Regions from separate parts of the Homo sapiens genome. Here region 1 is linked to region 2. A link is an interaction called in ENCODE POLR2A ChIA-PET data of the cell type or tissue named here. Cell type or tissue: CD4-positive, alpha-beta T cell. All regions are shown on one strand. Links, peaks and the distances in the headings refer to the core of each region. The heading gives the core; the rest is flanking DNA. Region 1 overlaps DNAJC18 (DnaJ heat shock protein family (Hsp40) member C18). Region 2 holds the start of STING1 (stimulator of interferon response cGAMP interactor 1).

Region 1 (15,707 bases), core at 1-8,000, 59 kb after region 2:
TTTTTTGGACTACAAGTTAAAATATCACTACTGATGTGTGAACTGTTTCCAACATAAACTATTGCACTCAAGTGAAATAAGAACACTTTTTTGGCCAGATGCAGGGCTCACACCTATAATCCCAAACTTTTGGAGGCCAAGGTGAGAGGATCACTAGAGGCCAGGAATCTGAGACTAGTCTGGGCAATGCAGCAAGACCCTATCTCTAAAAAAATTTTTTTTAAAGTAAAGAGCACTCTTTGTGTGTGTGTGTGTGTGACAAAGTCTCACTCTGTTGCCCAGCCTGGAAGGCAGTGGCATGATCTCGGCTCACTGCAACCTCCCAAAGTGCTGGGATTATAGGCATGAGCCACTGCACCTGGCCAGAACACATTTTTTATGAATGAGAGTGCTGACCAGTTGGAGAACATTTCCCCAACATGCCTGGGACTTGTGGTGACTGGGAACCCGAACTGAGGGGGGCTTCCTAACTTCTAGGACAGCTGGGATGACTACAGGACTGTTGATTGGGAGTTAACTCACTGCAGCAGAAGTTCTTAATTCCTGTGATTCCAATGTTGTTGTTTCTGGCGATCAGGGAAAACCTGAAGGGCAAGCACTGTGGAGAACTTTCTAGGCCCAAGCATCTCTTCTTGGGCCCCTGCGAAGTTGTCCAGCACGAGTCACCTCTAGGCTCTTTGTCACTGCTGCTGTGATCACTCTCAGCCATAGCAAAGACTGTGTCCTCATGTGCTGGTTCTTGTTGGTTGCAGCAATAGGAAATGCATTTGCAGTCCTGAGCAATCCTGATAAGAGACTTCGCTATGATGAATACGGAGATGAACAGGTGACTTTCACTGCCCCTCGAGCCAGACCTTATAATTATTACAGGGATTTTGAAGCTGACATCACTCCAGAAGAGCTGTTCAACGTCTTCTTTGGAGGACATTTTCCTACAGGTTAGTCTCCCCAAATTATCATTCTTAAACATATTTCTTTATTTATGGCTCTCAGCAAGCTCCTGTTTGAAAATCTGAATAGAGGTACAATGGTATGATGGAAACAGCAAGGATCTAGAATCAGTTGAGCAGGAGTTTGAGGCAAGTCTCCAGCCCCCAGCTGTGCATAATTTTGACCAAATCATTTAGTCTCTCTGACCCTGTTTCCTCTCCTGAAAAATGGGGCTGTTAATAATACCTACTTCACAGGGTCACTGTGAGGATTAGATATTTTTAAGTGCCTTATAAATAAGTAACAAAATGCCTATTATTGTTGTGTAAAATAGCACTTACAAAGATAGAAGATAGGAAAGTACCCCCCAGCAAGTTGGAAGTTGGTATAATTCAATGCCCAGGAAGTAAATTGAATTTTATGAGTTGCTATTAAAAGATACCAGTGACACAATATGGTATTGGGCACGGAAGCAGACGTGAACATGCCAGATAGGATTCACGGCCCTAATGCTCTCTCTCTTCTAGCCTTTCGGGGTTCTCTCTCACTAGTTGCAAAGGACTATTTAAATGAAGTCAGGAGAGCTCAGCACGCTTTAGCTCCAGCTGGTTCACTTGGCTTGCCTATTGTCTTATTTTTCTACTGGGTAAAATAGGCCAATACTCTATCCTTAACAAACCTAGCTGGGAACAAGGACCTTGAAAAAGGCAAGGAAGGGTCAGGCGCGGTAGCTTACGCCTGTAATCCCAACACTTTGGGAGGCCAAGGTAGGTGGATCACTTGAGTTCAAGAGTTCGAGACCAGCCTGGCCAACATGGTGAAACCCCATCTCTACTAAAAATACAAAAGTTAGCCAGGCATGGTGGCGGGTGCCTGTAATCCCAGCTACTGAGGATGCTGAGGCAGGAGAATCGCTTGAACCCAGGAAGCAGAGGTTGCAGTGAGCCGAGATCACCCCATTGCACTCCAGTCTGGGTAACAGAGCAAAACTCCATCTCCAAAAAAAAAAGAAAAAGGCAGGGAAGGAGTGTTTGCCATATCCCATACCATGTATTTCTTTTCCAGGAAATATTCATATGTTTTCAAATGTGACAGATGACACTTACTATTACCGTCGACGGCACCGACATGAGAGGACACAGACTCAGAAGGAGGAGGAAGAAGAGAAACCTCAGGTACCTAGGGAGGGAGGAGCACTGCTGCCCATAAACAGTTGTACTTGGCCAACCTTGATGGTACATGGTCAAGTTTTAGAAGTTGAACCTGAGATATGTTGCTTTAGGAAAGATGTGCTTTAGGAAAGCAAAAGCAATGGTTAGAAGAGCTGGAAAATTGGCCTAAATAGGCAGAATGGTATCCCCTCCCTCTGCCCATTCTTGGGTGGCTCTCCCAGAATCTCAGCAATCTGTGGGGCTGACTTCATCAAGGCTTTTTTTTTTTTTTTTTTTTTTTTTTTTTTTTTGAGAGAGGGTCTCACTGTCACTCAGGCCGGAGTACAATAGTAGAAACACAGCTCACTACAGCCTCAAACTCCAGGGCTCAACCAATCCTCCCACCTCAGCCTCTCATGTAGCTGGGACTATAGGTGCGTGCCACCATGCCCAGCTCATTTTTTGTAGAGATTATTTCTCACCATGTTTCCCAGGCTGGTCACAAACTCCTGGGCTCAAGTGATCCTCCTGCCTTGGCTTCCCAAAGTGCTAGGATTACAGGCATGAGCCACCGCTCCGGCTTCATAATTTTCTTGGCTGCAGAAAATAGGAATCCTCTTCAAAATATTTAGAACTAAAGGGGGTTTAAGGTAAGGGATCAAAAGAGTCTCATGAAGCTCAAGGACAAGAAGCACAGCTGGGCCTCATGACAGACAGGAACAAGGAACTGGGATACTGTCAGGCTCCCAAGCAGCTGTGCTCTGCAGGACTCTTTGGGCCCAGATTGTCTCCAGTTTTCCTGCCACTCTTTGCCTCTGTTTTGTTTTCACCAAGCAGCTTTGCTTGTTCTACTTCCCCTTGCAAATAGCCAGTCTACAGTGCCTGAGAGTGTGTGTTCTTCCTTAAAGTGATGACCCAGAAGTGAAGGGTGATGAGTTTCAACCCCAAATTCCTAGGAGAGAAAACGTGATTACCTCTGCCAGAGTTGGATGTCCCCTGAGTCCAATCAGCTGTGGCCAAGCATGATGCTAACCTGGCTCCTAGAGCCCCACTACTGTAAGAGGCACAGTCTGGGCAGGTTTACCTAGAGATGTTTGCTTCATTGGTCTTATTAATGGGGCTGCAGGGGGATTACTGGGTGTCAATCCAGGTTGTTGTTGGACCTCCTTCAGCCTGCTCAGCAGAGAGAGTAAAGGTTATTTGGTATAGATTGAGTATCCCTTATCTGAAGTAAATTGGACCAGTAGTATTTCAGATTTCAGATTTTTTTTTTTTTTTGGATTTTGGAAATTTGCATTATACCATTATATATTTGACAATTCCTAATCTGAAAATCTGAGGCTGGGTGCTATGGCTCACACCTGTAATCCTAACACTTTGGGGGAACTGAGGCAGGAGAATTGCTTGAGCCTAGGAGTTTGAGATTAGCCTGGGCAACATGGCAAGACCTTGTCTCTACAAAAATTTAAAAATTAGCTGGACACGGTGGTGTGCACCTGTGGTCCCAGCTTCTCAGGAGGCTGAGGCGAGAGAATCATCAGAACCCAGGAGGTCAAGGCTGCAGTGAGCCATGTTTGTGTCACTGTACTCTAGCCTGGGTGACAGAGCAAGACCATGTCTCAGAAAAAAAAAAAAAAAGGAAATCCAAAATGCTCCAATGAGCATTTCCTTTAAGTGTCATCCTGGTACTCAAAAAGTTCTAGATTTTGGAGCATTTGTGATTTTGAATTTTCTGATTAGGACTGCCCAACCTGTACTTCTCAGCTGAAAGTACAGCCTTCCCAGAAAAGCCTGGGGCTTTGTGGATCCTCCTATGCAGTGCATTGATAATTTGTTATTTTCTTTGGAGCAACTATCTTATTTTCAATAAGCTTTATATTGATAAAGAACACTTACAGGCCAGGCGCAGTGGCTCACACCTGTAATCCCAGCACTCTGGGAGGCCGAGGTGGGCAGATCACGAGGTCAGGAGATCGAGACCATCCTGGCTGCGGTGAAACCCTGTCTCTACTAAAAATACAAAAACTAAGCCGGGCGTGGTGGCGGGTGCCTGTAGTCCCAGCTACTCGGGAGGCTGAGGCAGGAGAATGGCGTGAACCCGAGAGGCGGAGCTTGCAGTGAGCCGAGATCGCACCACTGCACTCCAGCCTGGGCGACAGAAAAAAAAAAAAGAACACTTACAGCAAGTTTTTATTTTTTTTTCTTTTTCAGACTACATATTCTGCATTTATTCAGCTACTTCCAGTTCTTGTGATTGTGATTATATCTGTCATTACTCAGCTGCTGGCTACTAATCCCCCATATAGTCTGTTCTATAAATCGTAAGTCTGGTATTTCTAAATCTTTCTCAGTAACAGTCTGGGGGTGAAAGACTTGAAGGTTTTGCTGATACATTACTAACATTTCATTTCACCTTTTGCTGTAGAAAACACCGATTTGATGTTTAAAGGAACAGCTGGGTAGTCATGGTGCTGAGACTCAAAAATACTGAGGCAGTCTCCTGTGTGCCTCGGGAAATAGATTGTCTTGTTCTATAGTGACATCATCTGGTCAGCTGCAGAACAGCAGTAACTGGTTTTTGAAGGATCAGTAGAATTTAAGGTTTAGATGAACTCATTATCACACCATGGTAGAGTTAGAAAGACTCTGTTAAGCTGTTGATAGGATTGCTGGACCCTGTGGGTCTCGGAGCATAGTATTAATAATGGGGATCAAGTGATTATTTTCAATTTTTTTGTTTTTGTTGAAAATAGAGAAATTCCTTGTAATGCTTTTTGCGTATAGATTATAAACTCTGATAGGATTTTTAAAAATTTCTTCAATTAATTCTTTCAGTTGATTCAGTTCCCAAAGTTTGGTCCCCAGACCAGCCATCGTCAGCATCAACAGGCAACATGTTAGAAAGGCAGATTCTAGGGCCCCTCCATATCCATTGAATTAGAGGCTCTGGGGGTAGGACCAGAAGTCTGAGTTTTAAAAAACCCTCTAGATTATTCTGGTCCACACTGAAGTTTGAGAATCACTAGATTATCTTTTTTGTTAATAATGAATAATAAATTATTATTCATTATTATAATTTAGTGGGAAAAAAACCTTTTAAAAGTAGAATTTATTAGACAATATATAACAGGAAGAGTCTTTGTCAGTGATCACTGTAGACAAGACCATCATTCCAGGTCAATCCAGGTCAGTATTTCCTTTTTTGTTTGTTTTTGTTTTTTGAGACAGAGTCTCACTCTGTCGCCTGGGCTGGAGTGCAGTGGTGCAATCTGGGCTCACTTCAACCTCCACATCCCTGGTTCAAGGAATTCATGTGCCTCAGCCTCCTGAGTAGCTGGAATTACAGGCGGCACGCACCACCACACCCGGATAATTTTTATATTTTAGTAGAGACAGGGTTTCACTATGTTGGCCAGGCTGGTCTCAAACTCCTAACCTCAGGTGATCTGCCCACCTTGGCCTCCCAAAGTGCTGGGATTACAGGCATGAGCCATCGCGCCCGGCTAGTATTTTCCTTTTACAGAGAGCGAAGCTGAGGCTGAAAGAGAGGTTTCTTTTTATTGTTTTTGTTTTCGAAGCAGTCTTGCTCTGTCACCCAGGCTCCCAGGCTGAAGTGCAGTGGTGCAATCTTGGCTCACTGTAATCCCCTTCTCCCAGGTTCAAGCGATTCTCATGCCTCAGCCTCCTGAGTAGCTGGGATTATAAGCATGTGCCACCACACCTGGCTAATTTTTGTATTTTTTAGTAGAGACTGGGTTTCACCATGTTGGCTGGGCTGGTCTCGAACGCCTGACCTCCACCTTTCTTGGCCTCCCAAAGTGCTGGGATTACCGTCATGAGCCACTGCACCTAGCCTTCATAGAGAGGTTTTTGCCATCAGGCCACACTGGCCTGATTCCCTCTGTTTCCCAGCTTCTCATGTTTTTCCATATGGCACTTTAGCTTTCTTTCTTGTGAGGCCAGCGGGGTAAGCACGGACCTGCTCTGTAAGCTCCCCCAAAACCTTAGAGTGAGGGGAGAGCAGTCATGGCTTCAGCTCTTACTCTAATTAGAGAGGATCAAAGGAGAGGGCCGGAAAAAGGCCAAATAAAATATAGCCCCTTTAATGTAGAATTTGTCCAGTTTGAAGAAAACCATTTCTGTCACATTGTTTTAACTTGAGTTTGAGGTCCCTTCTATGTTTCCTTATGGTTAGAATTAGTCAGCTCAGTACTCTTATTAATGTTGCTAAGCACCAGATACCTTTGGATGTCTTGGACCCACAGAGAGTTAGCTCTAAAGCATCATTGAAATCTTTTGTCTGAGTTTCTTGCAGTTCTCAGTTAGCAGCTATGTGCGAAGTACTTTTTATCATGTCCAAAATATTGCTTCTAGGTTGGTGTGAGCTATCTGTTTTTTTTGTAAATAATTTGCTATATAACATAATCAGTTCATTCAACCAGCATTTATAATAGCCTACTCTGTCAGGTACCATACTAGATCCTACACAACGTAAAAATTGTTTGTTTTAAGCATTCAGCATTCTACTTTTAGCACAGAGAGCAGTATAAGAGAGGTGAGTCCTTTAAGAGAATAAACTATGCTGAAGCTGAATTCATAGTATGAACTTGCTTACATAATACAATTATGATGATGTTATACTTACAACTTTGCTAGGGAAATAAGAAGTGTTGGGTATATTAGAAAATGATATCTGCCTCTGCTCTATGAGCAGATGATGATGATGATATCTGTGAGGGCAGTGCTAAGAGTAATATTGCCAAATATTATGAGCTCACATGAGCCTCTCTCTCCTTGTTTCAGGACCTTGGGCTACACCATTTCTAGAGAAACTCAGAACCTGCAGGTGCCTTACTTTGTGGATAAAAACTTTGACAAGGCCTACAGAGGAGCTTCTCTGCATGACTTGGAGAAAACAATAGAGAAGGATTACATTGATTATATCCAGACTAGTTGTTGGAAGGAGAAACAACAAAGTAAGATACTGTAAAAGGGGCATTAGCTGGTGGCTGTGGTTCCCAGCAGGAGGCACCCCCAGCCTCCTGATCCCTCCTCTCTTCTTGTTTGAGGCTACGCATGTTTATGTGAACAGAGTCAGAGGACAAAGGCCATTCAGGATACTATAAAAAAGTAGGGGAAATTTATTGACAGGATACATGTGGCCAGGACTTGGAAATCTTAGGAATTTAGGCGGCACTAGTCACCTGTCTGTATGTCTGTCTCTCTTTGAGTCTCTACCTCTCTCTGCCAATCTGCCCCCTCTCCTCTCCCCACCAGCTGCCTTCCTTTCTTTCTTCCAGCTTCCCTTTTGCATAACCTTGTTTGCCATGGTTTACAGTGGTTGCCACCCTGCTTATCACTCTCTCAAATTCCCCAGTCTCACCAGTCAGTGCCCCTTTCTGCAGCACACACGTCTGTAAGTTCTTGGTGCTCGCTGATTTGGTCCACAGTTTCCCAATTCCACACTCCCTAGAGGGAAATCTGATCGAGCCAGCCTAACTTTTTGAAACAGAACAAAGGTTTAGAGGTTTCTGGTATGGAATGAGGTGTCCCCTACCCTCACCTCCAGCTGGTTGTGGCCACACAGAACAAAAGCGACCCCTTGGGTCTGCCCCTTTGGGTGTGGCAGGCCTTCCCCCCTATTTCCCTCTCTGGAGACAGTGGGGATGATAGCATCTGCCACTGGCTTACAGCTCCAGCAAGTGTTACTAGGAGTGTCTGCAGCAGGGGTAGCCCCGTCTCAGCCAACAGCTTCACCTTTGGTCCCACTTGAATTCTACACACACATACCGCGTTAGTGACTGTGTCTTCTAAAACTTGGTTTTGATTATTTTTATTTTCTTTTTTATTTTTCAGGAGGTACCCTTTTAACTGAAGTTTTGGCTCATGTTTAAAAAGCAAATTCTGACTCATTTCTAAAGCCTTATTACTGAGTATCATTAAATACCTAATGGAGTCTGATAAAATTAGCTCTTCAGTCACAGTGCTGCTAAGCCCTCATTGACCATCACACACTCCCAACCCCGCCCTCAAGTTAAGCTCTCCTTCCTCTGTGTTCTTAAAGCACTTTGTTCAGCCTGCTAACATAGTACCAATCACACAGTGTTAGAGTTCCAGGGATATATGTCAGTCTCCCCTGCAAGACTATGGACTGTCTGGGAATAAGAACTTGGTCTTACTAATTTTGTGTCCCAGGGTTCTGGCACAGTCCTTGCTTCAGAACAAGTGCTCAACAAATGTCTTTTGAAGAGAGGATTCTCAGGAGTAGAAAACAATGAAAATGCTGAGGATTGTGAATAACAACAGCAGGGTTAGTGTCCTAGCTCACCCTTAGGGACCTGGTCTCTGCCCCCTATTTCTGTACGGCAAAGTCCTAATGTTCTCTCAAGGTGCATTAGGAAGTTGGTGAGCAATGACTCTGGGATATAAGAGGAAATTAAACAGGAAGAGGAAATTCCAATTTATTGAAAAACACTGAGGATTCAGGAAATACTCTACCCCATTGCTAAACTAGATTTTACAAGAATCAAAAATCAGGAAAGAATTTTAGAGCAGGATAAAGGCCTCATATTAAAAGGCAGTATATAGGCCAGGCATGGTAGCTCATGCCTATAGTCCTAGCACTTTGGGAGGCCGAGGCAGGAGGATCACTTGAGTCCAGGAGTTTGAGACCAGCCTGGGAACCCCATCTCTAGAAAAAGTATAAAAATAAGCCAGGTGTGGCAGCACATGCCTGTGGTTTCAGCTACTCAGGAGGTCGAGCCTGGGAGATCAAGGCTGCAGTGAGCTGTGATCACTCCACTGCACTCCAGCCTGGGCCACAGAGCGAGATCCTGTCTCAATAAAAAGGCAGTATATACATGGATCCAAATCAGGTGAAAGCCAGTGTATGTCCTGAAAATCCCCATTGTCTGGGTCCTGGGAGGGCTTTGACTTTGTTGCTTTCTGCAAGAACTGGATGAAAATCTGCATTTCACATTCTTCAAACACCCGCCTGCCCCACATCTTCCTCTGTGGCAGTAAGATGCTGGAATTATACAAAGAGCTCATGGTAAGGATTGCACCAGAGGTAGTTTCTCAGCTTTTGTCCCCATCCCCATGAGGCCTAGTTCAGAGCTTCGGCACTCTCCAGGTATAAATAAAAATCCAGTGAGTGGCCAGGTGTGGTGGCTCATGCCTGTAATCCCAGCACTTTGGGAGGCCAAGGAGGATGGATCACCTGAGGTCCGGAGTTCGAGACCAACCTGGCCAACATGGCGAAACCCCTTCTCTACTAAAAATACAAAAATTAGCTGGGTGTGGTGGTGCGCACCTGTAATTCCAGCTACTTGGGAGGCTGAGGCAGGAGAATCTCTTGAACCCGGGAGGCGGAGGTTGCAGTCTGCTGAGATCGTGCCACTGCACTTCAGCCTGGGTGACAGAGCGAGACTCCATCTAAAAAAAAAAAAAAAAAAAAAAAATCCAGTGAGTAAGCATGATGCGTGTACCCACAAGTTCCAAATGGCAGTTATCAGCACAAACCCCTTAAAAATCTATTTCTGGCATTTAAGTACAGCGGCTATGCAGAGCCTCCACACAACCCAAGTGCCATTTGAGAACAAGCAGCATCTGCCCTCCGAATCCAGCAGCAAGTGCAGCCAACAAGGTTAAATTTAGCACTTGGAGGTTGTAAAAATAAACCCACTTGAGAACAAAGTTCACTCTTGGCAAAATACCAAATGCAAACTGTTTTTAGCAAGGTTAGCCATTGACTTTTTAAATCTTTGTTTGGTTCATTTATTTTTCTCTGCTCTTCCTTAGAATGTTTAATCTGGGTGAAAATTTTTTTTTTTTTTTTTTTTGACAGAGTCTCGCTCTCTCGCTCAGGCTGGAGTGCAGTCATGCAATCTCGGCGCACTGCAACCTCCACCTCCCAGGTTCAAGCGATTCTCCTGCCTCAGCCTCCTGAGTAGTTGGGACTATAGGTGCATGCCACCGTGCCTGGCTAATTTTTGTAGTTTTTAGTAGAGACGGGGTTTCAAGGATGTTGGTCAGGCTGGTCTCGAACTCCTGACCTCAGGTAATCCGCCCACCTCGGCCTCCGAAGTGCTGGGATTACAGGCGTGAGCCACCACACCCGGCCAATCTGGGCAAACCTTTATGAGTAATCCCTTACTATAAACACTAATTGTCCTGTTTACTTCTTCGCAGCTGCATCTAGATAGTAAGCCTGATGCCAGGGCAAGTGGCCACACCACTAGGCTGGGCTGGACGAAGGTAGCAGGCAGGAACTGCCTCTTGGCCTAGCTGAGCTGAGCTGAGCTCCTGGCCCAGACTGGTAGAGGAGCACTTCTTTCCACACCCTTGAGCAGGATAACCTAGTGGGTAGAAGCTTAGGCTTTGAAATGGGGATAGAATCCACTTCCTCCTAGAGAGGTTGTGTGGGTTATGGAAGATGGTATGGGTGTAACTCTTAGCACAGTGTCTGGCACATAGAAAGTGCCTAATTTCTGGTGGAGTCCTGGCTTTACCTGGCTTTGCACTGTAGACTGGATGTAGCACCATCTCATGGGGCTGGATCATGAGGGCAGTTGGGATCTGTTGCGGTCTTTCAGCTGTTGAGACCAATCTGGGCTCTTTTGCAGAGAACCTTAGGAGAGGTTCTGGGTCTTGCTTCTCTTGGCAATTTGCCTGAGTCAGTTTATCTTTAAGGCTCAATGCTCTGTCCATCTGTTACAGTGGCATTCAGAGGAAGGGGAACTTTCTGCTAAGAAGAAAAGGTATTCTCTGGAACCTGCCACTCCCCAAAATTTTTTTTAATTACTTAGAATTTATTGAATATTAACAGAATTTGTCAAAAGTAGCATATTCTTCAAGTTGACCCTTTGTTCATTGAAGGATGAAAGGATTCACTGGCAGTTTGGAGAGAAGTTGCTTTAAGCTTGGTAGTGGGGATGTGGGACATGATTCCTTGAAACACTGACCTTGTACAAGGTCATTGCTCTGGAGCAGGGGTCTCTGAGCTGGTTTCAGTGAACTTTATGAAAAGCAATGTGATATTTTGAGAAAAGCAGTTATCTTTCATCAGCTTGTTGAAGTGGCCTTCAATGTAGAAAATATAAAGAGTCACTAGCCCTTAATGTTTCCTGGAACAAGATTTCAGGGAATGAAGCATTTAGAAAAGCTGAGCAAATGGAAAACCTGAGGAAATCATTTCAAAGAAAAGCAAAACCACAGAATCTGTTTCAATACTGGTGTAACTGTGACTCCAGAGGACTAAAGGCATAGACTGACTTCACAGAGGCCTCCTGGGCAAGGTTACCCACATGCCAAAGTAGCCTGAGATTGGAGTTAGTGCCGAGCCCTGGGCAGGATGCAGGAGCAGAGAGCTTTCATTTGGATATGGCCCATGATCCTCCATGACGCCCCATCACCTGCAAGGGTGACTGTGCCAAGGCAAGCCCTGGCTAGCAGGCGCTGCAGGCACCCTCACCAAGCAGGGAGAGCGCATTGTTCTGGAGCCTGGGAGACCCACTGCTTGCCAAGCAACTGCTGGGCTAGAGCCCAGGCTGTGCGGCCTCCATTGTAGAGGGAGGGTTTTTATGCATATCCATCCCTCACTCTGGAGTCCTGCACTTAATCTGCACTTTGGGCCTTACTTGGGGGTAAATAGCATCATTGTGCACAGAAATGCCAGACAGTGTTTTGTGTTGATAGAAACGTATTCAGAAAGCAATGCCCATTGTTCCCCCTGGCTAAATAATAATTCCGTTTCCAGGCAGTTTGCTGATTAATCAGACAGGTGTCTTTCGTTCCACCAAGAAAAACAAAATCTGTCAGCAAGATGATTAAGAATAGATAGGCATATTTCAAAACAATTAAAATAGCATTTTTACAAGTCTGGTCCTTTAAACATTGAGTAGCTGCCTGCTGTTGGAGGCTTTCAGGAAACACACACCACATCCAAGCATGCCATCCTGTTAATACGCAATACGTCTCTAAAGGTGCTCTTCAGGCATTCCTCCCTGAATATGTCTGAAACCTCACAAAAGAATAAAAAATAGAGGCAACCAAACCACTGTTGAGTCAGGAAACACAGCAGAGATTATATTCTGGTTAAAAATAGAATGACCTTCTCCACCATAAAGAGAAAATGAAATTAATTTAGTCAAGGAGACAAAGGTCACCGGATCCAGATGATTCAACTTTTAGAAAGGCCCAGCTGCCTTTGGCCTTTGAGTTGGGGACCCTACGTGTGGTGAGGGAATGAACAGCGCCAGTAGTGCCCTGGCCTTCTGTGGACGCACACCCGGCAGCAGTAGGCTCTGTGTGCCTTCGCACATGTGAGTTATGATGCAGCAATGCAGGAGAAGAATAAAGCAGCTGTCTGTTTCAGATGACAGGAATAGGCCACTGGACTCCATTCTCTCCCAGCTGCTGTTGGAATCCCGTTTGTAGGAGGCTATAGGGTGGTCTCACTGCACATGCGCAGGTTTCCTAAGTCTGGTGCCAAATGTTTTCTTGGTAAGAACTAAGTCCAGTGCTTTTATAAGAGAGCACAGATACTGTTGGACTGCAGGGTCACAGGTGCCCTTTAATCCTCCACACCTGGTCTAGTACCTAAGACGTGTTTTGTGAATAAATGACTAAATGTTTCTTATATTTAATTGTAAGAAAAAGCTTGAAATGAAGTAAAAGGAGCTTTGACTCCAGAAACATTGAAATGAAACAAAGGAGTTCAGCTCTTGATGAATTGGTTACCTCTTTTATCTTTCAGAGTCAGAGCTGACAAATTTGGCAGGATTATACAGAGATGAACGATTGAAACAGAAAGCAGAGTCGCTGAAACTTGAAAACTGTGAGAAACTTTCCAAACTCATTGGCCTACGCAGAGGTGGCTGAGAGGATAATGGTCCTACGCAGGGCTGGGGTTTTGCTACTTGTTCCTATTTATGTTCCTGATTCCATTTTATAATACAAAACTAGGTAATGATGAACACTTTACTATTTGCTAACTTCGTTGGTTGGGCAGAGTGGCAGGAGCATGGGCACGAGAGCCAGATGTGTCTTCACAGGATCCTTCCTGGGGAGTGGCTCCAGGGACCAGGAGTAGTTCATCTAAGTTAAATTAATGGCAAGGCATTGGATTCCGTCTCCCTGCTCCATGCCTACCCTGCCTATGTGAATGGAGTTCAGGGCATCCCAGAGCAGATCCATGCTTTCTTCCTTCTTCCCTTCTTCAGTGAAGTCTTAAGAACCAGGCATTCCTAGGCTTAGCCAAAGCTTAATATTAGTTATTTACACTGTCTACCAAGAATTATACCTCTCCCTTCATTAGAGTCATCATCTCCGCCAAGATTTAGCCTTTGGAACATGTTCCTGCCCAGCTTTCCATTTTCTAGGGGAATATGGAGAAATTTAAACTATTGTAGTCAATAGTTTTCTATTATTCCAATCTCTGCTCAGTTAGTAGCATTAGCAAACTGCCTAATTTGAGATTCCTTTATTTCCTTAACCCTCTCTCCTTTAGAGAGTCCAGAAATTAAAACTACTGAGCAGCATCTGGAGGCGGGGGCCAGGGCGAAGGTATAATGCAAGACCGAGCCTCATCTCCTCCACGAAGCCTCCCTACTCCATCATAGAACCCAGAGAATGTCCCTTCGGTCATTTCCCCTCAGTATCATCATTGGTGTCATCGCACTTAGGCTGAGTTCCTACATCCCACAGAGGCAGATGGTCAGACCCAGGAGGAGGCATTGCCAGCTCTCCAGGCTGTTTGCTCAAGCCTAGAGATAGAGGAGACAGATCCTCTCTCCTTGGATATGGGGGTCTAGCTTTGGCCCCAGCAGCCACTTTGTTTAACCCAGTATCCTATAGTTTGTGATTTGAGATGATTTTTCATTCATTCAACATTTATTGAGTGCCTACTATAAAAGCAGGGGCTCTCACACATATTTTCTTACTTAAACCTCCTCACAACTCTGAAGTAGATGTATTATCCCTGGTTCTATGAATGAGAACATTGGCCCAGAGAGGATGACCCAGGTCTTGTAGTGGCAGAGCAAGACGGTAGGCTGAGTGTCAAGTAGAAAGTGGGAGAGCATCCTCATGTCTCAGGTGATTCTAGCCAGACTGGCAAAGCAGAACCTTTCCCGAGGATGCCTCCGTCCTCCCCAACCCCATGACCCCTCATCTTTTCTGTGGCAATCTTGCATCTGTTCAGGACAACATCCCTGCTGCTCTTTAGGAAGCAGGACCCTGTCTAACATAAATTCTGTACACAAAATAAGAGGTCCCTCACAGGCAGGCAGCCCTCCACTGGTGACTAGGAAGAATTCAGTCACTGCCTGGGCTGTGTGGTTCTGGGCCTTCCTGTGGAGCTGAGCTGCCTGAATTATCATGACTCTGAACTTGGAAGGATCATTAAGTGACTGTAGCCTACACTCCATGCTTCCTTCATATTGGAAGAAAAGTTTCTGGTAGAGAGTCGGCCGGGTGCACTGGCTCAAGCCTGTAATCCCAGCACTTTGGGAGGCTGTGGCAGGTGGATCACCTGAGGTCAGGAGTTCAAGACCAGCCTGGCCAACACAGTGAAACCCCATCTCTACTAATAATACAAAAATTAGCCAGGTGTGGTGGCACATGCCTGTAGTCCCAGCTACTCGGGAGGCTGAGGCATGAGAATCGCTGCAACTTGCAAGGTGGAGGTTACAGTGAGCTGAAATCACGCCACTGCACTCCACTCCATCTCAAAAAAAAAAAGAGTCTACATTAAACAGATTCCAAAGTAAAGTTTCTTCATCCCAATGCATGGCCATGATTTACACAGACGTGCCTAGCATGGCTCATCAACATCTGAACGGTTGTTCCCTACCATGCCTCTGCAGGCATTCCACAGAGTCAGGAGATGGGTTCACAGGTAAAGATTGGGGGCTTTAGTGGCTTGTAGGGGACAACTGCTCAGTTGCAGGGAGAGGGAGCATTTCTAGAAATAGCCAGATTTTGCTGCCCAACTAGATCTGTCCTCCTGGTTTTAGGGGGCCCTTCTTGATCCCCTCTGAGTGACTGAGGGAGGTTACATTGTAAAATATGTCCATGAGCCAAACAGGCTTATGGAAAGTTCTTCTACACACAAAAAAATCAAAGCTCTCCTCTCCCCATCCCCAACCACTGCTAGAAAATTGGCCATAATGAAACTGACTTGACAGGTTAAAAGACCCTGTCCTAGATGCCCAGGAATCAGGTAGTCACACATTTTATGGACTTCATGGCAGCGATAAGTAATCTGTGATGATACTAAATAGAAGCAATAATAACTAACTCCATTAAATGTCACGCTGATTGTCTGTTTTTATAGCACCGATGGTACTGTTTTATTTATTGCCAATAGACCACAACATTCACATCTGTTTTTCCTCAAGGGAACCGTATTTGCTTTTGGTTGAAGGATTTATCTATTTGATACTATCCAGAATATTGTGAAGCTATAATTTCCTGGGTTATATTTTAGATGGGTTGTCTGCATGGTGGTAAAATAAGCTTTTTCCTCTCGCCTACGTCCTTTGGAAGATCTCCTGATCATACATAACTAGGTAGGGCTTATTCTTGCTGCCGGAGCTTGGCACCCAGCTCTAGACTGTTTCTTTG
Region 2 (15,586 bases), core at 7,587-15,586:
AGGCATACAGCCGTGGCAGGCAGGGCTCCATCGGGCTCCTCTTGAACTGGGCACCCCTTCACGGGTAGAAAAGCAGGAACACATGTCTTCGCTTCCTGCTGCTCTGCACACACATCACAATATCTTGCAGAAGGTGGTTTCTGTCTTCCTTGGAGACATTAAACACTTTCACATCATTTCTGTTTCTGATTTCTTCTACAAGGGCCAGTGACTTTCCTTTAGGGACTGGGATTGTGCCAGCGATTATAGTCCCTGGGGTAGATAGCATCTGACAAACAGATTGGATGAAAGGCTAACTAAAGAGTTTCATTTTCCCACTCTCATCAGTGACACACACTCTCTGCCCTGGGTCACTGCTGGAATCTGCATTCCTCAAGATAGGGAGCGCCAACTGCTCAAAATAAGTCAGGTTAACCACATAATGCCCAACTTGGCATCCACATTTTCCAGGTGGAGGCTCTAACCCAACTCTAAATAAAGGCCCCTGGATGCCAAACAACACGATGACATCAAATCCTATTCTTCTCCCTCCCTGTCTGACTTCCTCTCTATAAAATCCACTGGGGTCGTGGTCAGGGTTGCAGTCGGGTTAGGGTTGCAATTCAGGTCAGGTCCAGGTCAGGGTCACGATTCAGGCCCTGCTCACCCTGTACCGTAGGCCCCCAGCAATTTTCTTTTTTTTTTTTTGAGATGGAGTCTCACTCTGTTGCCCAGGCTGGAGTGCAGTGGCATGACCTTGGCTCACTGCAACTTCCACCTCCCAGGTTCAAGCGATTCTCCTGCCTCAGCCTCCCGAGTAGCTGGGATTACAGGCATGCATCACCACACCTGGCTAATTTTTGTATTTTTAGTATAGACGGGGTTTCGCCATGTTGGCCAGGCTGGTCTTGAACTCCTGACCTCAAGTGATCCGCCCACCTTGGCCTCCCAAAGTTCTGGGATTACAGGCGTGAGCCACTGCACCCGGCCCCCAATTTTTTTTTTTTTTTTTTTCTGAGATGGAGTCTCGCTGTGTCACCAAGTTGGAGTGCAGTGGCATGACCTTGGCTCACTGCAACCTCCGCCTCCCGGGTTGCAGCGATTCTCCTGCCTCAGCCTCTCAAGTAGCTGGGATTACAGGCACCCACCACCATGCCCAGCTAATTTTTGTATTTTTAGAAGAGACGGGTTTTCACCATGTTGGCCTGGCTCGTCTCGATCTCCTGACCTTGTGATCCACCCGCGTCAGCCTCCCAAAGTGCTGGGATTACAGGCGAGAACCACCGCGCCTGGCTCAAAATTTTTTTAAAATAAAAAAATAAGATATCACTTCACATACACTAGATGGCTAGAATTTAACAGGCAGAGAATAGCAAATATTGACTAGGAGGTAGAGAAACTGGAACCCTCATACATAACTAGTGGGAAAGTAAAATGGTGCAACCACTTGGAAAGCAGTCTGGCAGTTCTTCAAAAGTTTATATATAGAGTTGCCATATGACCAAGCATCCCCTCACCCAGGTACATACCCAAGAGAAATGAAAATGTGTGTCCACACAAACACTTGGGCATGAATGATCATTGCAGCATTATTTATAATAGTCAAAAAGTGGAAATAACTCAATTGTCCTTAACTAATTAATGGTCAATAAAAGTGGTATATCAATGGAACATTATACACAATGGAATATTTTTGGCAACAAGAAGGATAAAAAGAAATGAAGTACTGATACATGCTACAACATGGGCAAACCTGTAAAACATGATGCTAAGGGCAGGGCGCAGTGGCTCAGGTCTGTAACCCCAGCACTTTGGGAGATCAAGGAGGGCTGATCACCTGAGGTCAGGAGTTCGAGACCAGCCTGGCCAACATTGTGAAACCCTGTCTCTACTAAAAATACAAAAAATTAGCTGGGCATGGTGACTCGTGCCTGTAATCCCAGCTACTCAGGAGGCTGAGAGAGGAGAATCGCTTGAACCCAGGAGGCGGAGGTTGCAGTGAGCTGAGATCGCACCACTGCACTCCAGCCTGTGTGATGGAGCGAGACCCCATCTCAAAAACACACACATAAAAAACAAACAAAAAAAAACCATGATGCTAAGAAGCCGGACACAATCACATATTGCATGATTCGATTTATGTTGTGTCCAGTATAGGCAAATCTATAGATACAGAAAGCAGATTAGTGGTTGTCTGGGGATGAGGTAGGGGTGTTGGTTGGTGGTTGGGGGTTGATGGTTATATTAGTCCATTCTCACACTACTATGAAGAAATACCCAAGACTAGATAATTTATAAAGGAAAGAGGTTTAATTGACTCACAGTTTTGCATGGCCGGGGCGGCCTCAGGAAACTTACAATCACGGCAGAAGGAAAAGGAGAAGCAGGCACCTTTTTCACAGGGCAGCAGGATGGAATGAGTGTAAGCCGGGGAAATGCCAAACGCTTATAAAACCATCAGATCTCATGAGACTCACTCACTATCATGAGAACAGCATGGGGGAAACCACCTCATCATCCAATTACCTCCACCTGGTCCCACCCTTGACATGTAGGGATTATGGGGATTACAATTCAAGATGAGATTTTTGGTGGGGACAGAGCCAAACTATATCAATGGCTAAAGGTACAGGTTTCTTTTGGGAGTGACAAAAATGTTCTAAAATTAACTGTGGTGATGGTTGCACAACTATGTGAATATACTTAAAACCATTGAATTGAATAGCATGCTTTAAGTTGGTGAGCCGTATAATATATGACATATCTCAATAAAGCTATTATCAAAATGAGTAAATAAATAAACAAGACTGGGCGCAGTGGCTCATGCCTGTAATCCCAGCACTCTGGGAGGCTGCGGGGGATGGACCACCTGAGGTCGGGAGCTCAAGACCAGCCTGACTGACATGGAAAAACCCCATCTCTACTAAAAATACAAAATTAGCCAGGCATGGTGGTGCATGCCTGTAATCCCAGCTACTAGGGAGGCTGAGGCAGGGGAATTGCTTGAACCTGGGAGGCGGAGGTTGCAGTGAGCAGAGATCGTACAATCGCACTCCAGCCTGGGCAAAAAGAGCAAAACTCCATCTCAAAAATAAATAAATAAATAAATAAATAAATAAATAAATAAATAAATAAATGGTAGATCTCTGCACCCGGCTAGATACCTCCTTCCAACAAAATGTGGGTCCATTGTTCACTTCCTGAAGATATAGCAGCTCAGCCAGCCAGCTGTGCTTCCCTGCCCCCAATCACACCATCATCTAGCCCCTCTTTCCTCATTACGTCTACTAGGATAGCATCTTGTTTAGGGAAGACCATGACACAATAGTTAATTCCATGATGGGACAATAGAATTATAACAGAGGGGCAGCTGGAGTCAGACCCAGAAGCCACCCCTGGATTAGATATCAAATCTCTGTGTCTGCAGGAGAGGTGATTTGAGCCCAAGGTAGAAACCAAGGTAAGAGGGGCTGGCAACTCCAAGAGTGTGATTGTCAGTGGTGATAATGATGGTGATGGTGCTGGTGGTGGTGATAAGAGTTAGCAATTACTGGCAGGGTGCAGTGGCTCACATCTGTAATCCCAGAACTTTGGGAGGCTGAGGTGTGTGGATTGCTTGAGCCTAGGAGTTCTAAGCCAGCCTGGACAACATGGTGAAACCCCATCGCTACAAAAAAAAAATACAAAAATTAGCTAGGCATGGTGGTACAAGTCTATAGTCCTTGCTACTTGGGAGGCTGAGGTGGGAGGATTGCCTGAGTCTGGGAGGTCAAGGCTGCAGTGAGCTGTGATTGTCATTGCACTCCAGCCTGGGAGACAGACCCTGTCTCAAAAACAAACAAACAAGCAAAAAAAAACAAAAACAAAAAATGACTGGGCAAGGTGGCTCATACCTGTAATCCCAGCACTTTGGGAGGCCGAGATGGGTGGATCACTTGAGGTCAGGAGTTCAAGACCAGCCTGGCTAACATGGTGAAACCCCATCGCTACTAAAAATACAAAAATACAAAAATAGTGGCATGTGTCTGTGGTCCTAGCTACTCGGGAGGCTGAGGCAGGAGAATCGCTTGAACCCAGGAGGCGGAGGTTGTAGTGAGCCGAGATTGCACCACTACACTCTAGCCTGGGCAACAAAGTGAGACTCCATCTCAAAATAAATAAATAAATAAATAAAATAAAAAGACTTAGCAATTACTGAGCATTTACAAATCAGGTCTGCACATGCATTTATGCATTTTTTCTTTCCATTCTCAAAACAATTCTGTCAGATAAAAGATGTTGCTATCCCCATTTTAGGTATGAGGAAATTTGGGTTTAAAGAGGTTGCATATCTGGGCCAAGGTCACACAGCCAGAAGAAGCAGAGGCCAGATTGGAAACCAGGTCTACTGTGATCAACTGATAAAATCCCCCCAATGTCCCTATTCTGGTAGGATTAAGGGGCACTGAGGTTGTGTGGGCAAAAGAGTGGCTCCATAGAGGCCAGAGGCCTCCCTACCCCATTCACACTCTGTCCAAGGCCCAGAGTCCCCTGAATGAAAGCATGGGGGCTTATTTCTCACTGGGACCACTGATAATGAGTTTCAGGGAAGACTCGTGAAAGCTGTAACTCAGCTGGAAATAGAAATGAAAGCCAGCCCAGACCAGCACTTCCGGGGTGTCTGGAGGGAAGAAGCAACTACCAGAGGAAGGAGCAGGCTGTGGAGCGGAGTGTGGGAACTCAGCACCACCAGCCTGAGAGCTGCAGCCAGTAAGCCAGGCAGCCTGGAACTTGGGCCTAACTTCCCTCCATGGCCCTCAGCTTCCTCTTTGGAGGACCAGATGGTCAGTCTGGAAGAGCTGTGATGTCCCTGCTTGTCAATACAGCTGAAGTGTCTTACTGCTGAGGACAATCCCATGAATGCAGCTGTTGTGATGCTTCCTAGGTACTGAGGCCCTGGCCACAAGCCACAAGGGTCCCACCCACCCTCCAGTCCCGTTCTTATACCACTGACCCTGTTATGAATTAAGTTGTGTCTCCAAAAAGATAATACTGAAATCCTAATCTATGGTAGTTGTGAATGTGACCTTACTTGGAAATAGGGCCTTTGCAGATGCAATTGAGTTAAGGTGAGGTCATTAGGGTAGGTCCTAATCCAGTGACTGGTGCTTTTTTTTTTTTTTGAGACAGAGTCTTACTCTGCCCCCAGGATGGAGTGCAGTGGTGCAATCTCAGCTCACTGCAATGTCCACCTCCTGGGCTCAAGCAATTCTGCCTCAGCCTCCTGAGAAGCTGGGATTACAGGCGTGAGCCACCATGCCCAGCTAATTTTTTTTTTTTTTTGAGATGGAGTTTCGCTGTTGTTGCTCAAGCTGGAGTGCAGCGGCGTGATCTCGGCTCACTGCAACCTCCGCCTCCTGGGTTCAAGAGATTCTCCTACCTCAGCCTCCTGAGAAGCTGGGATTACAGGGTCCTGCCACCACACCCACCTAATTTTTTGTATTTTTAGTAGAGACGGGGTTTCACCATGTTGGCCAGGCTGGTCTCGAACTCCTGACCTCAGGTGATCCATTTGCCTCGGCCTCCCAAAGTGCTGGGATTACAGGCATGAGCCACCGTGCCTGGCCTTTTTTTTTTCTAGAGATGGGGTCTCCCTGTGTTGCCCAGGCTGGCCTTGAACTCTAGCCTCAAGCAATCCTCCTGCTTCAGCCTCCCAAAGCACTAGGATTACAGGCATGAGCCACTGTACCTTCACCTGGTGTCTTCATAACAAGAAAGGCTATGTGAAGACAGAGACACAGAAGGGAGAATGGCACGTGATGAAGGAGGCAGAGGTTGGGTCCAGACACACCTGGGACTACCAGAAGGTAGAAGTGGCAAGGAGAGATCCTCCTCTAGAGCGGGAGTCCCCAGTCCCTGGGCCTCGGACCAGAACTGGTTTGTGGCCTGTCAGGAACCGGGCTGCAGTGGGCGAGCGAGCATTACAGCCTGAGCTCTGCCTCCTGTCCGATCAGTGGCGGCATTAGATGCCCATAGGAGTGCGAACTCCATTGTGAATTGCACATGCGAGGGATCTAGGTTGCATGCTCCTTAGGAAAATCCAACTAATGCTCGGATGTGAGGTGGAACAGTTTCACCCTGAAATCATCCCCCTTCCCATCCATGGAAAAATCGTCTTGCAAGAAACCAGTCCCTGGTGCCAAAAAGGTTAGGGACCGCTACTCTAGAGATTTCAGAGGAAGTGTGGCCCTACCAACACCTTGATTTTGGACTTCTAGCCTCTGGAACTATGAGAGAATAAACATCTGTTGTTTTTAGCCACGAAATTTGTGATACTTTGTTATGGCAGTTCTTGGAAACTAACAGAGACCCCTCCACATGCTTACTTGCCCCAGCTGCACCAGCCATTGCTCTGTTCCTCCACTGCCTGGCTCCTTCCCACTCCAGGGCCTTTGTGTGTGCTGCTCCTTTCAGAATGTTGCACACCCACCCGCCCTCCATCACTCCCATCCTCCTTCCAAACTCAGGGTAAATCGCTGCCTTCAGGGAAACCTGACCCTGGGTATTCCAATTTCCGCTCACGGCAGCAGGCTGAGTGCATTCCTTGTAGCCCTGCCACATCTGTAGTTAACTACTTACTCATACAGTTGTGTTCTGCCCATTTCCCCTGTCCAGCTGTAGGTGCCATGACAAGTACTGACCTGGCACGTGCACCAGCAGTCCTATCCCATGCAAAGCACGGTACACACAGGGATAGACTGCATGGATTAAGGGTGTGCGGAAATCCTGGCCTGGCACTGGAAGGCCCAGGCTGTGGGGCCTCTGCTCCCTTCGCAGCCTGCACTCCTTCCCGCACCCTGCAGGACCTTTCTCTCCAGGCAGGCCAGGCTAGGCTGGCTTCCCGGCTTCCCTGGACCCCACCATTCCCACTCCTTTTGGCCAAGCCCCAGCTTACTTTATCTGAATGACCTGGCCTCAGTGCCTTCTGCGCCTGCAAGGTCTGCATTAGAGCAGGTTCAGACTCAGGGAAATGAGCCCAGAGTAGCAGGTAGGGCAGAGGGGAGGGAGAGGGGACAGACGGGAGTGGAAGGAGGTCTTAAGACTGAGACAATGTTGGGATTCTCTCTCTCTCTCTCTCTCTCTCTCTCTCTTTTGAGACTAGGTCTTGCTCTGTCACCCAGGCTGAAATGCAGTGGTGTGATCATAGCTCACTGCTGCAGCCTTTAACTCCTTGGGCTCAAGCGATCCTACTGCCTTGAGCTCCCAAAGCACTGGGATTACAGGCGTGAGCCACTGTGCCCAGCTGGATTTTCTTTACGGCATATTTTAAACATTAAACAGGTCAGGCATGGTGGCTCACGCCTGTAATCCCAGCACTTTGGGAGGCCAAAGTGGGAGGATCACGAGGTCAGGAGATCAAGACCATCCTGGCCAACATGGTGAAACCCCGTCTGTACTGAAAATACAAAAATTAGCTGGGTGTGGTGGCACGTGCCTGTAATCCCAGCTACTCTGGAGGCTGAGGCAGGAGAATTGCTTGAACCAGGGAGTCGGAGGTTGCAGTGAGCTGAGTTCGCACCACTGCACTCCAGCCTGGCGACAGAGCAAGACTCCGTCTCAAAAATTTAAAAATAAATAAATAAATAAACATTAAACAAATGATACATGTTCAATGTAGGGAAAAGAAATCTTAGAAAACATAATGAGCAAAAAAGGACAATAGAATAAAAATCACCCATATTCCAACTGCACAGAGTAACCTTTGTTAGAACTTTGTCATATATTCTCCTGGATCTTTTTTTTTTTTTTCTGAGATGGAGTCTGCCTCTGTCGCCTAGGCTGGAGTGCAGTGGCACGATCTTGGCTCACTGCAACCTCCGCCTCTCGGGTTCAAGCGATTCTCCTGCCTCAGCCTCCCAAAGATGGCCTCGATCTCCTGACCTCGTGATCTGCCCGCCTCAGCCTCCCAAAGTGCTGGGATTACAGGCATGAGCCACTGCGCCTGGCCTTCTCCTAGGTCTTTATGTGAGCCTATTGTAGAGGAGAGAAAGTGTAGGGAATTCCCTGCATTGTTAGGGCATGATTTTGAAAAACCAGAGTTTCCAGGAAGCCTCATTGCTCCTCTGAGGCCAAGGCATCTATCAATGTGTGTCTTCCCATGTCTGGTCATGATGTGGGGAAGGGTTCAGGGCGAGGACCCCTCTGACCTGGACAGGAATGAACTACTGCTGCTCTGCGGGTGCCATCCTAGCCTCACTCTCCAGGCCTGCCCCTTCTTTGAAGCAGCTTACTGCAGCCAGAGACACTTCCCACCCCAAGGGAACTCAAAGCTTGTGTCAAGGCCAAGGAAAAATTCCCCCTCCGCCCTCTGAAGGCTTGCTGAAAATCACTGACAAGAGGCAGATTAACAGGAGGAAAAATATACAAATTTATTTGATCAGAGTTTTATGTGTCACAGAGGCCTTCAGAATGAAGACCCAAAGACAGAGGGCAAATTGTCTATTTTTACGTTTAGGTTCATTAAAGTATGGACACCCTTGTTGAAATATAATTGGACAGAAAGGGTATGCTCTAATGCTAATAGAATGAGTGGGGAAACCCAGCCTCGCCCGTCTGTCTAGATTCTTCTTGGCCTCTCTGAGCGTGTGTTCCTTCTTTCTGAGTGTGGGGCAGGGCCCTCTCTGGAAGGGGGATTTTATAATCTACACTCAAACAATGTAGGTCAGACCTTCCCTTCCCTTCCCTTCCCTTCCCTTCCTTCCTTTCTCTCTCTCTCTTTTTCTTTCTTTCTTCTCTTTTTTTTTTTTTTGAGACGGAGTTTTGCTCTTGTCGCCCAGGCTGGAGTGCAATGGCACGATCTCGGCTCAGTGCAACCTCCGCCTCCCAGGTTCAAGCAGTTCTCCTGCCTCAGCCTCCCAAGAAGCTGGGATTACAGGCATGCGCCATCACGCCCAGCTAATTTTTTGTATTTTTAGTAGAGATGGGGTTTCTCCATGTTGGTCAGGATGGTCTTGAACTCCTGACCTCAGGTGATCTGCCTGCCTTGGCCTCCCAAATTGCTGGGATTATAGGAGTGAGCCACTGCACCCGGCCTTTTTTTTTTTTTTTTTTGAGATGGAGTTTGACTCTTGTTGCCGAGGCTGGAGTGCAGTGGCATGATCTCGGCTCACCGCAAGCTCCGCCTCCTGGGTTCAAGCGATTCTCCTGCCTCAGCCTCCTGAGTAGCTGGGATTATAGGCACCCGCCACCACGCCCAGCGAATTTTTTGTACTTTTAGTAGAGATGGGGTTTCACTATGTTGGCCAGGCTGGTCTCGAACTCCTGACCTCAAGTGATCCATTTGCCTTGGCCTCCCAAAGTGCGAGGATTACAAGGATGAGCCATTGCGCCTGGCCTATTTTTTTTTTTTTTTTTTTGAGATAGGGTATCACTCTGTCACTTAGGCTGGAGTGCAGTGGTGCCATCACAACTCACTGCAACCTCTACCTCCAGGGGTCAAGTGATGCTCCCACCTCAGCCTCCCAAGTAGCTGGGACTATAGGCGTGTTCCGTCATGCTTGGCTAATTTTTTTTTTTTTTTTTTGTAGAGATGGGATCTCCCTGTGTTGCTTAGGCTGGTCTCAAACTTCTGGGCTCAAGTGATCCTCCTGCCTTGGCCTCCCAAAGTGCTGGGATTACTGGAATGAAATCAAGGCACAGAGCAAGCTGGGCTTTGGAGCAACCCACCAGGCTTCAAGTCCCCACTCTCAATTACTTAAACCAGTTATTTCACCTCCCTGAGCCTCGGATTATCCATCTATAAAATGGGGCTAGAATTATACCTACCTGACAGGGTGGCTGGTGAAATGATATACAAGTGAAGTGATATATGCAACACTTGGCATAATGTCTGGAACAAGGTAAACACTTTATTATTATTATTATTATTATAATTTAGGTTGATGCATGGGGATTTTATAACCTACACTCAAACAATGTAGGTCAGATCATTTTTCTTTTCTTTTCTTTTCTTTTCTTTTGAGACAGTCTCGCTCTTGTTGCCCAGGCTGGAGTGCAGTGGCCTAATCTCTGCTCACTGCAACTTCCACCTCTCAGGTTCCAGCGATTCTCCTGCCTCAGCCTCCCAAGTAGCTAAGATTACAAGCGCCCACCACCACGCCTGGCTAATTTTTGTTTTTAGTAGAGATGGGGTTTCACCATGTTGCTCAGGCTGGTCTTGAACTCCTGACCTCAAGTGATCCACCCATCTCGGCCTCCCAAAGCGCTGGGATTACAGGCATGAGCCACTGTGCCAGGCCTGCAATTACTTTTGCTCCTACCTAATATCATCCCCACAACCGCCTTCTGGGCAGAAACCGGCAGGCTCTCTTGGAGAAGTCACAGGCGTGGCCATTTCCTGCAAAGAGCCAAACCCCCATTCCTCTGTGCCCCTCCTCTCCCACCAAGTGCTTTATAAAAATAGCTCTTGTTACCGGAAATAACTGTTCATTTTTCACTCCTCCCTCCTAGGTCACACTTTTCAGAAAAAGAATCTGCATCCTGGAAACCAGAAGAAAAATATGAGACGGGGAATCATCGTGTGATGTGTGTGCTGCCTTTGGCTGAGTGTGTGGAGTCCTGCTCAGGTGTTAGGTACAGTGTGTTTGATCGTGGTGGCTTGAGGGGAACCCGCTGTTCAGAGCTGTGACTGCGGTGAGTGTTTCTAAACACCCTTGGTTTGGGGGTAGCAAAGGGCAATGGAATGGAGGCTTTCTCAAACCTCACCCCTGACCCCAGGACTCAGGCCCAGCTCATCAGGGCTTTGAGGGAAGGTTCCTACCTCCCTTCCTGAGGAACAGGAAATACCCTCCTTCCCAGCACCAGTAAAGCTGCGGTTTGGAGAAACGCCAGGGCTAGAGTGTTGTGGAGAAACCAATCGTTGTTAACATCTCATTTTCAGGCTGCACTCAGAGAAGCTGCCCTTGGCTGCTCGTAGCGCCGGGCCTTCTCTCCTCGTCATCATCCAGAGCAGCCAGTGTCCGGGAGGCAGAAGGTAGGCTCAAGATCAGCCTGGCAGAACGCCAAACCTAGGGCCCCTGGCACCCAGAGGCGAGGGGGTGCCTGCTGGCTGCCCTGTCCCCACTCCCTGAGCTCTGTTTTCCACTTTGTTGACTAAGGTCCTCCCTGGGGTGGGTTCCGGGGACAGGGGAACCCAGGTCCCCAAGGGTTCTTGGTTGGGTACGGCTGCACAGGACAGCTTCAAGTCTGGGTCTGGGATAGTTGCTGCCTTCTTTCTTCACCACACCTGTGGTCTCCCTGGGTCTTGGTGGGGCGTGTATGTGCAGGCCCTGCTCTGTTTTCAGCAAACCTCGCTGAGACAGGAGCTTTGGGGTGACTTATTCCCAGCCTGCCTCCTAGAGGTGTCTCTAAGAGCAGCCTCTGGGAGTGGCTGGGCACCAGGGAAAGGGGAACTGGGAGGAAGTGCCCAGCCAGAGCCTCAGTCCCAGAAGGGCAGGAGGGCAAGGGGAGAATGGTCATGGATTTCTTGGTGCCCACAGATGCCCCACTCCAGCCTGCATCCATCCATCCCGTGTCCCAGGGGTCACGGGGCCCAGAAGGCAGCCTTGGTTCTGCTGAGTGCCTGCCTGGTGACCCTTTGGGGGCTAGGAGAGCCACCAGAGCACACTCTCCGGTACCTGGTGCTCCACCTAGCCTCCCTGCAGCTGGGACTGCTGTTAAACGGGGTCTGCAGCCTGGCTGAGGAGCTGCGCCACATCCACTCCAGGTGACTCACTGCAGTACCCAGGGACGGGGTATCCAACGTGTGTCACTCCCTTGATGCCTAGCCCTGCCCCTCCTTGAACCTCTCTGGCTGAGCTGGGCTGGGGGCTGGGGTCTGGGGTCTGGCTGTCACTCACAGGTACCGGGGCAGCTACTGGAGGACTGTGCGGGCCTGCCTGGGCTGCCCCCTCCGCCGTGGGGCCCTGTTGCTGCTGTCCATCTATTTCTACTACTCCCTCCCAAATGCGGTCGGCCCGCCCTTCACTTGGATGCTTGCCCTCCTGGGCCTCTCGCAGGCACTGAACATCCTCCTGGGCCTCAAGGTATGACACAGGGGGAGGTAGAAGCTCTGGCCAAGTGGTGGCTGTGGCTGGTGTGACCTGCCCTGAGCTGAGTACTGGGAGTGGGACTGGTTTAAAGGCTGGAGTCCATGGAGTAGAACCTATAATGTCCTGGAACAGTGGGTTTGGCAATGGCAAAAGAGGGATCAAGTCAGGAGCAGGTTGGGAAGCCTTGGAGGAGGAGGAGGAGTTCTCTGGGTGTCCTTGATGGAGGCCCCCCAGCCACATCCTGCTGTCCACAGGGCCTGGCCCCAGCTGAGATCTCTGCAGTGTGTGAAAAAGGGAATTTCAACGTGGCCCATGGGCTGGCATGGTCATATTACATCGGATATCTGCGGCTGATCCTGCCAGGTGGGCCATCCTCTCTGCCCCCATTTCTCGATCTACAAAACAGACACTAAGACACACAGCCTCTTGTGTTTCTAAACACACAGAACTCACTATATTTTTCAAAGCATTTTCATGTCTACCAAATCCTTTAATCCCAAGGCATGAAGGATGTTGCTATGATGCCTAGTTTGCAGAAAGGAATATGGGGCTTAGAGCCATTAAGTGACTTGCCCAAGGTCACTTGTGAATTCTTTTTTTTTCTTTTTGAGAAGGAATCTCCCTCTGTCGCCCAGGCTAGAGTGCAGTGGTACCATCTCGGCTACTGCAACCTCCTCCTTCCAAGTTCAAGTGATTATCCTGGCTCAGGTTCCCGAGTAGCTGGGATTATAGGCACCCACCACAACGCCCGGCTAATTTTTGTATTTTTAGTAGAGACAGGGTTTCACCGTATTGGCCAGGCCGGTACAAACTCCTGACCTCAAGTGATCCGCCTGCCTTAGCCTCCCAAAGTGCTGGGATTACAGGCGTGAGCCCAGCTGTAAATTCTTTCAATAAATATTTACTGCATGCTGTGTGCTCTCATGTGCCTTTTCTAATTCACACCCTATGAGGAAGGAATAATCTTTATTCCTGTTTTATTTTATTTATATATTTTTTAAAAAGAAGAGGGTTTTGCTATGTTACCCAGCCTGGTCTCAACTCCTGGGCTCAAGCAATCCTCCTGCCTTGGCTTCCCAAAGTGCCGAGATAACAAGCAGGAGCCACCAAGCCCATACCTATTTTAGATTTTTTTTTTTTTTTTTTTTTGAGACAAAGTCTCACTCTGTTGCGCAGACTGGAGTGCAGTAGCACAATCTCAGCTCACTGCGACCTCTGCCTCCTGGGTTCAGCCTCCCAAGTAGCTGGAATTACAGGTCCCTGCCACCGGCATGGCTTTTTTTTTTTTTTTTTTTTTTTTTTTTGTATTTTTAGTAGAGACAGGGTTTCACCATGTTGCCCAGGCTGGTCTTGAATTCTTGACCTCAAGTAATCCACCCACCTTGGCCTCCCAAAGTGCTGGGATTACAGACATGAGCCACTGCACCAGCCTTAGATTTTTTTTTTTTTTTAAGATGGAGTTTCACTTTTTCACCCGGGCTGAAGTAGAGTGGCACAATCTGGGCTCACTGCAACTTCTGCTTCCCAGGTTCCAGTGATTCTCCTGCCTTAGCCTCCCAAGTAGCTGGGATTTTAGGTGCCTGCCACCACGCCCGGCTAATTTTTGTATTTTCAGTACAGACGGGGTTTCACCATGTTGGGTAGGCTAGTCTCAAACTCCTGACCTCAGGTGATCCACCCACCTCGGCCTCCCAAAGTGCTAGAACTATAGGCATGAGCCACTGTGCCTGGCCTTTTTTTTTAAGTGCAGTTCTGAGAGGTAAAGTGATTTATCCGATATCACATAGCTTAGAGAGAGGAAGAGAAAGGATTTGAACCCAGGTTTGTCCAGAGCCTGGACCCTAGACCACTGCACCGTGGAGCCTGTGTTTGTTGTTGTTGTTGTTGTTGTTGTTGTTGTTGTTGTTGTTGTTGTTGTTTTGAGATGAAGTCTCTTTCTGTTACCCAGCCTGGAGTACAGTGGTGACAAGATCTCAGCTCACTGCAACCTCTGCCTCCCAGGTTCAAGTGATTCTCCTGCCTGAGCCTCTTGAATAGCTAGGATTACAGGCACGTGCCACCATGCCTGGCTAATTTTTGTATTTTTAGTAGAGACAATGTTTCACCATGTTGCCCAGGCTAGTCTCAAACTCCTGACCTCAAATGATCCACCTGCCTCAGCCTCCCAAAGTGCTGGATTACAGGCGTGAGCCACTGTGCCTGCCCTAAGCCTGTGTGTTTTATTCTTCTGACTTGCAGGCTAAAGCGGCAGCTCTTCCATATCTCATTGCTATCTCCTAGGGCTTCCGCTAGGAGACTGATCTGGGGCTAGAGGCCTCCCTCTGTGCACACGAGAATGCTGGAAATGTCACCTCTCAGGGCTCTGCCTGCCTCTCAGCCCTGAAAGCCATGGTGGAAAGGGGTGGCGCTGACATAGACATCTGAGGAAAGAAGTGAGGGAGGGTAAAGGGTGGTGCAGTAAGAGGAGGGGTGGGGAGGGCTTTTGGAGGCGCTGCCCCTCCTGGCCTCCTGTACAATGAGAGTGCACTGGACTCTCCATTCTCTGGCACCCACACACTGCGGGGGCCAATGACCTGGGTCTCACTCCTGAATCAGGTGGGAGATAGGGTTAGCAGGAATAACTTCTTGGGCTTCCCTGCCTCAGAGCTCCAGGCCCGGATTCGAACTTACAATCAGCATTACAACAACCTGCTACGGGGTGCAGTGAGCCAGCGGCTGTATATTCTCCTCCCATTGGACTGTGGGGTGCCTGATAACCTGAGTATGGCTGACCCCAACATTCGCTTCCTGGATAAACTGCCCCAGCAGACCGGTGACCATGCTGGCATCAAGGATCGGGTTTACAGCAACAGCATCTATGAGCTTCTGGAGAACGGGCAGCGGGTAAGTGTGCAGGGGAGTGGGGGTCTCTGAGGAGGGGTCAGGACCCCAGAACCCTGGGCCCTAGCCAAGCACTGATGAAAATTCACTGCCCTTCTCTGAGCTGTAGTGTCCCTAGCTGGTCCCAGGTCTGGGCAGGATTCAGCTCTGAATGATAATGATGAGTAACATTTATCGAGCACTTACTACAAGCTGGATGCTATTCTGGGTGTGTCATCTGATCACCTCATTGAATTCTCACCACCACCCTATGGGGTAGGGACTGTTAGCATTCCCACTTTACAGAGGAGGACACTGAGGCTCAGAGACACCGTAGGAAAGTGGACGATTTAAACTTGACTGTACCATGCTCTTGACCATAAAGCTGCCCCAGACGAAGGCTGTGAGAACATCTGAAGGATTCATGTGGGTGCAGGGGAACCCAGACCAGAGTTGAACCCAGAGCCTAGCCCCAGACCTGATTCCCAGCTGGAGCAGTTGACAGCCTCGGGTCTTGCCCTAGGATCTTGGAAGAAGGATCTGTGAAGGGTAAATTTAGCCCAGCCGTGTCCCTGATTTCAGAGTTGGGTATCAGAGGCAAAGGCAGGCCAGACAGCATAGACCCCATTAGGGTGGCCACCTCCCAGGACTCTATCGTTACAGGCTGAGGGAGTGGGGCC

What was found. Peaks named below come from ENCODE experiments on the same cell type or tissue, not always from the same donor. Only the 100,000 strongest peaks of a DNase experiment are listed, where the experiment ranks them.
Region 1: POLR2A ChIA-PET joins it to region 2 with 27 read pairs; 24 of 35 experiments call an interaction of 5 or more read pairs at or near these places.

The regions. Positions count from the first base shown.
Region 1 is chr5:139,411,403-139,427,109 of GRCh38, reverse strand. DNAJC18 (DnaJ heat shock protein family (Hsp40) member C18) reads left to right here. Exons shown (of 8, transcript NM_152686.4): 4 at 753-938; 5 at 1,996-2,105; 6 at 4,293-4,402; 7 at 6,885-7,057; 8 at 12,838-15,707. The coding sequence ends at 12,962. LOC124901082 (a long non-coding RNA gene) reads right to left here and starts at 9,515. Exons shown (of 2, transcript XR_007058960.1): 1 at 9,394-9,515; 2 at 8,518-9,108. RefSeq lists a silencer at 4,599-4,748 and an enhancer at 6,774-7,279. In CD4-positive, alpha-beta T cell, for the core only: CTCF peaks have their summits at 4,427 and 4,629; a DNase peak (open chromatin) is centred at 4,599.
Region 2 is chr5:139,477,614-139,493,199 of GRCh38, reverse strand. STING1 (stimulator of interferon response cGAMP interactor 1) reads left to right here and starts at 10,442. Exons shown (of 8, transcript NM_198282.4): 1 at 10,442-10,650; 2 at 10,898-10,990; 3 at 11,496-11,722; 4 at 11,858-12,041; 5 at 12,302-12,410; 6 at 14,692-14,930. The coding sequence starts at 11,496. It also overlaps the pseudogene LOC101059986. RefSeq lists enhancers at 4,541-4,730, 7,917-8,417, 10,270-10,389, 10,400-10,529, 11,050-11,279 and 1 more and a silencer at 11,882-12,176. In CD4-positive, alpha-beta T cell, for the core only: no CTCF peak of the experiment used is centred there; DNase peaks (open chromatin) are centred at 10,539, 10,659 and 11,719; H3K4me3 peaks cover 2,534 bases; H3K27ac peaks cover 2,722 bases.